Linked DNA regions of Homo sapiens: region 2 is linked to region 1. Evidence: chromatin contacts called from ENCODE Hi-C data. All regions are on one chromosome and are shown on one strand. Each heading gives the region's core, a stretch centred on a gene start or an enhancer-like site at or near the end of the contact. The rest is flanking DNA. Distances are from core to core; before and after follow the strand shown. Region 1 overlaps LOC124902294 (a long non-coding RNA gene). Region 2 holds the start of LCN1 (lipocalin 1).

What was found. A loop is a pair of places that touch in the nucleus more often than their neighbours do. Pooled maps may share reads with other maps.
Region 2: a pooled map shows a loop between it and region 1 (5-fold over the local background). The contact joins the promoter of LCN1 here to the enhancer-like site in region 1. A Hi-C loop is called at or near these places in 1 of 168 maps with a recorded cell type or tissue (K562) and 5 of 50 pooled maps.

The regions. Positions count from the first base shown.
Region 1 is chr9:133,232,187-133,237,282 of GRCh38, forward strand. LOC124902294 (a long non-coding RNA gene) reads right to left here. Exons shown (of 2, transcript XR_007061830.1): 2 at 1,090-1,423. Among named protein-coding and RNA genes, the nearest start is that of OBP2B, 25 kb to the left of the region's middle. Within about 2 kb of position 2,330, at least 2 of the 41 ENCODE cell types and tissues checked have a DNase peak (open chromatin) inside an H3K27ac peak, as active enhancers do.
Region 2 is chr9:135,519,657-135,524,395 of GRCh38, forward strand. LCN1 (lipocalin 1) reads left to right here and starts at 1,784. Exons shown (of 7, transcript NM_002297.4): 1 at 1,784-1,931; 2 at 2,391-2,521; 3 at 3,576-3,646; 4 at 4,224-4,334. The coding sequence starts at 1,842. RefSeq lists an enhancer at 4,649-4,739.

The DNA.
Region 1 (5,096 bases), core at 1,080-3,579:
AAACGCAACTATTATACAATAAAGACGTCAGGACAGAAGTCCTAGCTGTGAAAAGTTCTCGGTCATGAACACGCACGAATGCCCGGCCAGCTCTGCGCTCCTTCGTCAGGACAGAAGTCCTCTCTGTGTGAAAAGTTCTCGGTCATGAACACGCACGAATGCCCGGCCAGCTCTGCAGTCCTTTGGTGGTCACCTCGCAAAGGAGAATTGATCGGAGCTGCTGCTTACGGGGTGACACCCGTGGCAGCATCACTACACGCACATCGTGACGGCAACCGCGTGTGTCATGCAGCCCCCAACCGATGATGAGAAACCAACCTGAACCTCACGTCAGAGGGAAGGCTGTTATCTTTCCATTCTCTTTAAGAAAAATTATTTTAACACGAAGCAATAATCAAGGGGTAGCAGCCAAGAGATATAGAAAAAATAAGTTTGACAGAGGTATCCCAGGGAGTAACTAATCAAATCTTGTTTTTTTCTTCCATTTGATGATGTTTAGTGCACCTATCAGCTTTTTCATGTGCGAGCCTTGTGATTGTTTTATCACTTCAAATAAATATTTATTTTCATATCTAATTTGGATTCATATTGCTATTATTATTTAAAGTAACCCCTAAAGTTTACATATATTTTAAGCCCCACAAAATCCATCTACTCCTGCCTATATCTGTGAGTTTAATTTCCTTTTAAAATAATCTGAATATATACCAATGAGATTTTCTTTTTTTTAATTTTTATATATATATTTTTTTATTATACTTTAAGTTCTAGGGTACATGTGCACAACGTGCAGGTTTGTTACATATGTATACATGTGCCATGTTGGTGTGCTGCACCCATTAACTCGTCATTTACATTAGGTATATCTCCTAATGCTATCCCTCCCCCCTCCCCCCACCCGATGACAGGCCCCGGTGTGTGATGTTCCCCTTCCTGTGTCCAAGTGTTCTCCTTGTTCAGTTCCCACCTACGAGTGAGAACATGCGGTGTTTGGTTTTTTTGTCCTTGGGATAGTTTGCTGAACTAGAAATACCATTTGATCCAGCAATCCCATTACTGGGTATATACCCAAAGGATTATAAATCATGCTTCCATAGAGACACATGCTCACGTATGTTTATTGCAGCACTATTCACAATAGCAAAGACTTGAAACCAACCCAAATGTCCATCAATGATAGACTGGATTAAGAAAATGTGGCACATATACACCATGGAATACTACGCAGCCATAGAAAACGATGAGTTCATGTCCTTTGTAGGGACACGGATGAAGCTGGAAACCATCATTCTCACCAACAATGAGATTTTCTAATGCCGGGCATGGATGATAGGTGTTTTTGTTCTTGGCTTGCTCCCTGGGTGCTGAAATAGTCAGGATTAGGACAGCGGACCATGGAGAAAGTGCCCAGATGTGCTGGTACCTGCAGCTCAGGACAAAGGGAGGCAGCGTGAATGACACGTTCTTTTATTTGGGTTCTTGCTGCTCCCACGTTACTGTCACAATATTTTCTGTGGAGTTGAAAAGCAAATGCCCCAAGGCAAGCACAGAGGGTGCAGGGGTTGGGGTGTCCCGAGGGTGGGGCTGTGGGCGGGCCTGGACCCCCTGCACTGCGGCTCCTCCTCTGTCCCTGGGGTTCCGTCCTCCTTGGTGGCCTGCAGGGCCTCTGTCCACTGCCGGGCCACCAACTAGGCTACAGAGACACGGTGACGGTCAGGTTTCTCAGGTCCCCCGGGCTAAGGAACACGTGAGCCTTTCAGCCACCACGTTGACCACACATGCGACAAAGGCAGAGGGGCCGCCTGGTCACGGAGGACGAGCAGCCCTTTGCCCCGTCTCCTGGAGGCTGGCGCTCAAATGAGTAAACCCAGGGAGTCCTGAGATTCTTCCTGCTCAGACACAATGCCCTAGTGAGGTCGCTTCCTGACACGAGTTTAAAGGATGCACACGTGTTATAAATCTTAGAAAGCTGGAAGAGGGGAGAAAATCACTTCCAATCCCACCTCCCCAGTGACTCACTCGCGAGTTGGAACAGTTTCCTTCCTGTCTTTTTTCTAACAGAGCATCTTACGTGGATGCAGTGACAAAGATGCGTCATCCGCCTGCGACCGAAGGAAGCTGCGGGAAGAACACCCAAGGGCCTTGTGGCATCTCTCCTGCGCCCTGCACTTCCCTGGGGCCAATGCCAAGGGCAAGGCCAGCCGTGGCGGGCAGCAGCCCCTCTGCTGGACACGGCGCCTGCCCCAAGGCCAAGGCTCCAAACTCGGCCCCCTACTGAGCATCTGATTTCCTGAGTCCCCCTCCGAGGGCTCCAGGATTTGACCTCACATTTCCCGCCCGCCTAAGTCTGTGTGCTTTTAGGCCTGTGTGGCCTTCCCTGTCTGTGCCCTCAGTCTACCTGGACGCTGCCATCCTTCAAAACCCAGCCCAGTCCCACCTCCTGAAGGATGAAGGGGCCCTGCCCGCCTGGCCTCCAGGGCGTCTTGGGCCAGGGCAGCCGCAGTGGTCCCTGCATGTCCCCGTCACAGAGGGTGCCTGTCCTGAAGGAGTGCAGTCATCCCAACAGGCCTCGGCCCTCTCTGGCCACCGAGGCTCCCTCGCCCTTCCGGGTTGGGCTCAGCAGAGGCTCTTGGGGCTCAACTGGAGTGAACCGAGTCGCGGATGGTGGAAGTGAGGGGTACTTGGCCATGGAGGCCCAGGGCTTGGCAGGGGGGCCCAGGGCGCATTCCTGGAGGGGCCGCTTCCCGGGAAAGGTCGCGCTGTGTTTGTGTTCCGGCTCTTTCCTCCGCCTGAGTTCCTCCGAGGCCCTGGCTTATCTGAACACAGGACCCTGTGTGCCACGGCATGCACCATGTCACGGTGAATGTCACACAAACAGGAACGTGCCTGGAGGCCGCCTGGACCTGTCCTCCCGCCCATCAGCTGCCAAGGTGATGCTGTGGACATGGCCGTCCCCACTTGCTTCCCCACTTATGGAGCTCCTCATGGGCTCAACACCCCCTTCCAGAAGGCTGGCCCCAGGAGGGGAGTCGCCGGCATCTGGAAGCCTGGCAGGCCTCCGCAGCGTGGCCAGCATGGGGTCCATGAGTCAGGGGGTGGAAGAGGCCCCGTGACATGGGGAACACACTAAGCTCCTAGCCCAGCTCTTCTCCTGGAGGACCGGATGCCCTCGCTCTGCCGCTGGGGAAGGAGTGCGCAGGGGGCTTGAGGCCAGCAAAGGAACTGCCCCCCAAATCTTACTCCGGGATCGGCACTTTCCTGGAAGACCCCAGGAGTAAGGAGAAGGAAGAGCAGCGGGGAGGGAGGGAGTCCCAAGCCAGGTGCCACAGAGATGGGGCAGCGTGACCCTGTCCAGGTCACCTCCTGGGAAACTGAGGCCCAGCCAGGCAGAACTGGGTCTCCTGGTTCCAGCCACCACCCACCACTCAGGCAGCTGCCACCTGGGAGGCAGGAGATGTCTGAGGTGGGGTCTTCATACCACGAGCCACATGGAGGGAGGCCACGATCTCCGTCCTCCCACCTGCACACACACCCTCCCCCAGGTGAGCACTAGGAAGCCCTCTCTGGGGTGGGGGTGGATGCTAATGTTCTGTGCAGCTCTTTGGTTCAGTGAGTCCTTTTTGGTGAAAGGGCTCAGAGATGCGGCTAAAGCCTGTGCCAGCCTTGCACTCCCATGAGGTTGCTGTTACCCTCATGCCACTTTCTTGGGAGAGGAAGGTGAGGCTGGAAATGGTAAGGGGCTGAGCTCACTCAGAGGCTAGCACGACCCCAGGCTCACACCTGCCAGCAATGTTAAGAGGCACTGGGAGCTGAGAAGGGCTGAGGGTGCCACGCTGGGGTTGGCCAGGTCCAACCTGCCCCCTCCTTTGAGGCCCTCTCCTTCCTTCCTGTGCTGGCCTTTGGAGCCCACGGTTTCAGCATCCATCACGGACCCCACCGCACACCCAAGCGCTGCTGAGGACTTTAACTCCTGCTTTGGAATTTTCAGTGCTTCTGATTATTCGTAGACTCAAAATCAGAAGAGGCTACTTGCCCTAAACAGAACATGGTATATTTGCATTGCAGATCATTTTACATTTTTAAGAAAAAATGCAGTTTCTCTACAAAGTCATCCCCCTCCAAAAACAAAACAAAACAAAAAACCTCCCTAGGGATTTTGACAGGGCTGCCATCAGGCGTGTGACTGATTTGGGGATAATTCCCCCATCCCTTTGCTTTCCATTACCCTGTGGCCCCCGCGTCCTTCAGGGCAGGTGGCCTTGCCTTGTGAGCATCCTGCCCGTTTGGGGGCATTTCCTGGGCACCTGGTAGAGCCGTAGGTGAGAATGGCCCCAGTGGTACTGGGCAGATGTGAGCACAGGGACAATGTTAGTGCAGGAAGTCAGGGGCCCGTCAGGGCTGTTGGTGGCTGACGCGGCATCCATTCCCCTCCCCGCATCCCCCCAACACACCCGCACCCTCATGGATGGTGACTGCACTCCCCACTCCAGGGCTTGTCTGATTGATCTAATGGGGCGCCGTCCCTCTGGTCTGTGATTGCTCTGGAATGAGCCACGGAGCCCAGAGAAGGAACATGCAGAGGGCATCTGAGAACTGCAGCAGGGGACCCAGTTGGGATGAGGCAGCCCTGGGGACCTTGAGGAGAGAGGCAGGAAGTGCCCAGTCCTTGACACCATCCCCGAAGCCTGCCCCACGCCTGGACTCCAGCCAAGGCATGTAAGGCCAGGTGGACTCAGCAGTGTGAGGCAAAGCACGGTGCCCGGCTTGGATGCCACATGTGTTGAGCCAGCTGTGCTGTGGACAGGGCGCTGTGGACAGGGCACAGCAGACAGGCGGGGGATGTAGGCATCGGGAGGGGGAGTCATGGCTGGTGAGAGCACCCCTGGAGCGGGAAGTGCTGGGCAGCGAGAGGTCAGGGAGGCATGGGGGCTTGGGACGGCCACCAGCCACATCAGAGCAGCACTGCTGCTGATTCCCAGCAACATGGAATGAGGCCCCTTGGCAAAGTAACAGAACGTATCTTTGAAATGGCAGCAGCTGATCTTTAAAACAGAGGCAAGCCGTTCCTGTCTCAAAACGTTTAAATCCTCACCCCA
Region 2 (4,739 bases), core at 534-3,033, 2.3 Mb after region 1:
CCATGTGTGTTAACTTTGTGCATGTGTGTGCATGTGTGTATGTGTGTGAGTGTGCATGTGTGTGTGTATGTGTGCATGTATGTGCATGTATGTATGAATGAATGGTGTGTGCACGCGTGTATGTCTGCGTGTGTATGTGGGTGTGCATGTGTATGGGTTTGTGTGCATTTGTATGTGTGCACATGTGTGTGTGTGCATGTGTGTGTGCGTGTGTGTGCATGTGTGTGTGTATATCTCTGTGTGTTGTGTTTTCAGAGCTGCTGCACTCTAGTTGGTTTCCTCCACTCATTTTATTACTAGCTCCAGGCTGGAGACTGAATCTATCTGTAACACCTCAATTTCTCTTTTGAATTTTTCTGCTTTCATTGATTTTGTTAGTACTATCTTCCATGACACTAAGTCTCTTTTCTACTATGTCAAGTCTGGAATTTAACCTGTCTATTGAGTTTTTTATTCACTTTATTATTCATCTTCAAGATTTGTAATTATTTCTATTTCGTCTCTCCTTATTTCTTATATTCTGGCCAGTTCTAATTTTATACTTTATATATTTTTAAATCACTAGGCATCTTGATCATACTCCTGCAGTTTTAAAGTGTGTGTCAGACTTTCCTTGGCTGGTGTAAGTTCCTGTACCAATTGCTCATTTTTAGCCTGCCTTTCTTAGTGTGGTGTTTCCTTGGGTAATTTGGAACCTGGCCTTTCTAGCTTATTTCAAGGTGAGGATATTGTGTCTCTGCATTTCTGCCTTTCTCTGCCATCTTGTTGTCACTGTCCTCTGTCTAGCAGTGTTTTGTAGCCTCTGCTCCCATCCCGGGTCCCAGGCTTCTGCTCTGCAGTGATGCAGAGCATGTCACAGATAAAGTCATCCTTTCCAAGGACGGCTTGTCTCAGCTTCTGCCCTTGAGGCTGTGTTGATGTCCTCTTGCCTTCCTATGCCCACAGTGCTCCACTAAGTTATACGAAGTTACAGCCCTGGGATGTGTCAAGGAGGGTTTCTCAGCCTTCTTTCTGGAGTCAGGGAAGCCCCTCCCATCACTCCCAGGAGCCGGACCTAGGCCCTCTCTGCCTGCCTTGGGACTTGGAGCTGACAGGCCCCTGCCTCTGCCCCATCACCAGCCTGTGCTTCTCCTCCATTCCTTGTTTTATGTGAGTGTGTGTGCGTTTGTGCATGTATATATGTACACACATGCATACACACACACACACCTGTCTTGGTCTTCTGTCTGTCTGACCTATTGCTGCTCTGTGTGTGGAGCAGAGAGGGTCGTTACTGCACACCTTGCTCAGGACAGTGGACACCGTCTTTAAATGCACACGGGATCGTGTTCACACAGGAGGGTCCCTTTTTTTCCATGATGAATCTGAGGCCAAGTAACCTGCCCAGAGATGCAGGAAGCTCAGCTGAGCCCCAAGCCCACGGCCCTCGGACTCCAACCCCAAACCCCCTTGACAGTGTGCACGTCAGCAAGTGTGGGATGGCTGGGGGGCATCTGTTACGGCTGCACACGTCCCCAGGAGGCCTGCACACCCTTCACTCCCTTCAGTTTCCCTTCAGGTGAAATCTGCAAATCTGCTCCTCTGGACCTGGTCCTGTCCAAGTGATCCTCTGGGATTAACAAGCTGTTATTCACCAGCCTCCAACAATAATGGCAGGTTATCTGCTCCATTGCAGAACTGGCAGTGGTTTACATCCAGGAAGGGATTGGTCAGTCTCCTGTGCCAGGTCCCTGGGGGACCCTGAGCCCAGCGGTATAAAGGGCGGCTGTGGGAGGACTGGTACAGCCTCTCCCAGCCCCAGCAAGCGACCTGTCAGGCGGCCGTGGACTCAGACTCCGGAGATGAAGCCCCTGCTCCTGGCCGTCAGCCTTGGCCTCATTGCTGCCCTGCAGGCCCACCACCTCCTGGCCTCAGACGAGGAGATTCAGGATGTGAGGCCCGGATGGGAAGGCTGGGCTGGAGGGGGCAAGGGGCGAGGCTGAGACTGGATGGAGACCCCATGCCTCCTCCATCCAAGGAGACCCTCGTTTTTGGGTTGGGCATTCAAGCCCTGCCCTGAGGGAATGGTGGGATGGGGCAGCAGGGGTCTGGGCTGGCAGGGTAGGTGGCGCAGGGGTGCAGAGTGGGCAGGGCTGGGAGGGTGGGGGTCTGGCTGACTTCACTTCTTCCCTGGGGATGAGGGCTCCTGTGGTCCTGGCTGGCTTGTGGGGGCTGGAGCCACCTTCAAGTGGGCCTGGCGAGGGTGCTGGGTGTTTTCTGGGTGGGTTAGATTGGGGAACGTTCCCCGTTTCCAGCCCTCGGGGTGCGGTAGAGTCTAGGGGCTGCAGGCCAGGGAAGGGGGAGGCTCTGGAGCAGTCGGCCTGAGCCTGATAGAGAGGGGCCTTCTCCAGGTGTCAGGGACGTGGTATCTGAAGGCCATGACGGTGGACAGGGAGTTCCCTGAGATGAATCTGGAATCGGTGACACCCATGACCCTCACGACCCTGGAAGGGGGCAACCTGGAAGCCAAGGTCACCATGCTGTGAGTGTCTGCCAGCCGGCCGGGCAGCCTGCAACCTGGTCTAGGGCCTTCCCTTTCCCCACCCAGGAGAGCTCTGGTGCTGGGGAGGTGGGCAGACCTGCTGGGAGGCCTCTCTCGGCCCCTCCTGCAATGCTTGAGGGCAAACTGTGCCACTGAGGTGCCTCGGCTGGAGGGGCCCTGAGGGGGCAGAGGCCCCGGATCAGACCCTGTGGGCTACCAGTGGCAGCCCTGGGTACCGCCCACTTCCTCCTCCGACTAGGGAATGTCTGGTGACGTGCAGGCCCCTTTGGGAAAAGGTGTTTACCCCCGACCAGAGTCAGAGCCAGTCCTGGCAGTAAATTTCTGCTTTGGAGAAGTGCAGGGATGGGGCTTGCAGAATGACCAAGAGGGGGCATAGGAGAAGACACCATGGAGAAGACCCCCTTGAAATCCCTGTGTAGCGCTCACCTGTGCGGCTCTCACCTGGGCTGCTTCCACCCGCGTGGCTCACATCTGTGACTTCCCACCTGTGTGATTTCACCCGCATGGCTCCCTCCTGAGTGGCATGCAGTGCCTGTGCTCCGGTCCTGGGGGCTGAATCTCAGGAAGTCACTGACCCTGGCAATGACCCCGATTTTTTTTTCCCCCAAAGCCCCTCACTGAACCTTTCCCTCTCTGGGCCAGATGATGATGGATATGGGGCTTGTGCCTGAATGTCTCTAAAAGGAAGAATGCAGCTGGCGGGATGAGGCTCAGGCCCACGCCACAGACGCTGCCTGCAAACCAGGCAGCCTGGGTGCCTCTGGCAGGAAATGTGTTGGGGGCGGGGGGTTTGGGAAGGCAGCCACCAGGAGGAGCGGTGCAGAGCTCCTGGCCATCTCGGGAGACCCCGGGAACTGCCGCATGGGACCCGGAGGGGCCGCTGGTGCCTGGGTCTGAGATGCAGAGAAGCACCCTCCTCCATGGGCCTGTGGCAGACTCGGGGCCACATTTGCAGGGCATTGCAGCATGGTTGCTCCAGGGCCGGGGGAGGCACAGGCCAGGGCCGCTTTGCCAGGGGGCTTCTGTTTTCCAGGATAAGTGGCCGGTGCCAGGAGGTGAAGGCCGTCCTGGAGAAAACTGACGAGCCGGGAAAATACACGGCCGGTGAGTCCCGGGGCCTGAGCCAGAGCCTGAGCTTGAACACACGCTGGATGTGCGGGGGCAGCCAGTGCCTTTTTGGGGTGGCCTTTTGGCCTGGGAAGCCTTTTGCTGCCTTCTGACTCCACTAAAAGCCCACTCTCTTCTCCCACTGGTCAATTTGCATTAGAGACTTGAACACCTGACCCCAAACACCAGGTGTGGCAGGTTTGTCCCGGGGCGGACCCTCTGGGCTTGCCCTGTAGCCCTGGCTGTGGCTCTGGCAGGGCCAGGAGCAGAGTCGTATTTGGCTGCGGGGGGCTGTACCCCAACTCCCACCTCCGCAGACCTCATACCCGGAGGAACCCCCCGTGACTCACTGGTTTGGGATGTGGCCGCCTCTTGGGTACATCAGGTTCCTGGGAAGTGGGGGTCCCATGGCCTGGGGCTCAGGCCTGGTGGGGAACCTGGGTCAGGGAGCTCTGGGAGGCTGGGAGGGTGCAGGAGCTGCGGGGCTTGCTGGGCCTGGCAACGCACGCTGTCCCGGGATCCTCTCTGAAGTCCCTGGTGGCTAATTCAGGAATGTGCTGCTGTCTTTCTGCAGACGGGGGCAAGCACGTGGCATACATCATCAGGTCGCACGTGAAGGACCACTACATCTTTTACTGTGAGGGCGAGCTGCACGGGAAGCCGGTCCGAGGGGTGAAGCTCGTGGGTGGGTCCCGCACCCTCACCCTGCAACCCATGCCTCCACCTGCCCTCCCTCCTCCCTCGGCCTCCTGCACCCTCTTCCCCATGGGAGAAGCCACTGGGACCCAGGAACCCACTGCAGTTTTCTTAGGATGAGTTTTCCTGATAAAGGCCTCAATTCCCACCCCTGGAGTTCAGGATTTGGGATGCCCCGGCCTCGGTATCTGCAGCAGAGGCAGGAAGGAGCCACGGCTGCAGGCACAGGGGTTCAAAGGTCACACATGTCCCAGAGTGGGCCAGGCCCTCCCCCGGAGCAGCTCCCTGCAGTGTCATCCTTGAGCGCGTTCCTGTGGGGTGTCCAGCAGGAGAGAGGAACAGGGATGTGAGCAGAAGTCTGCATGGAAAGAACGTTCCAGCTCCCGGGGTTGAA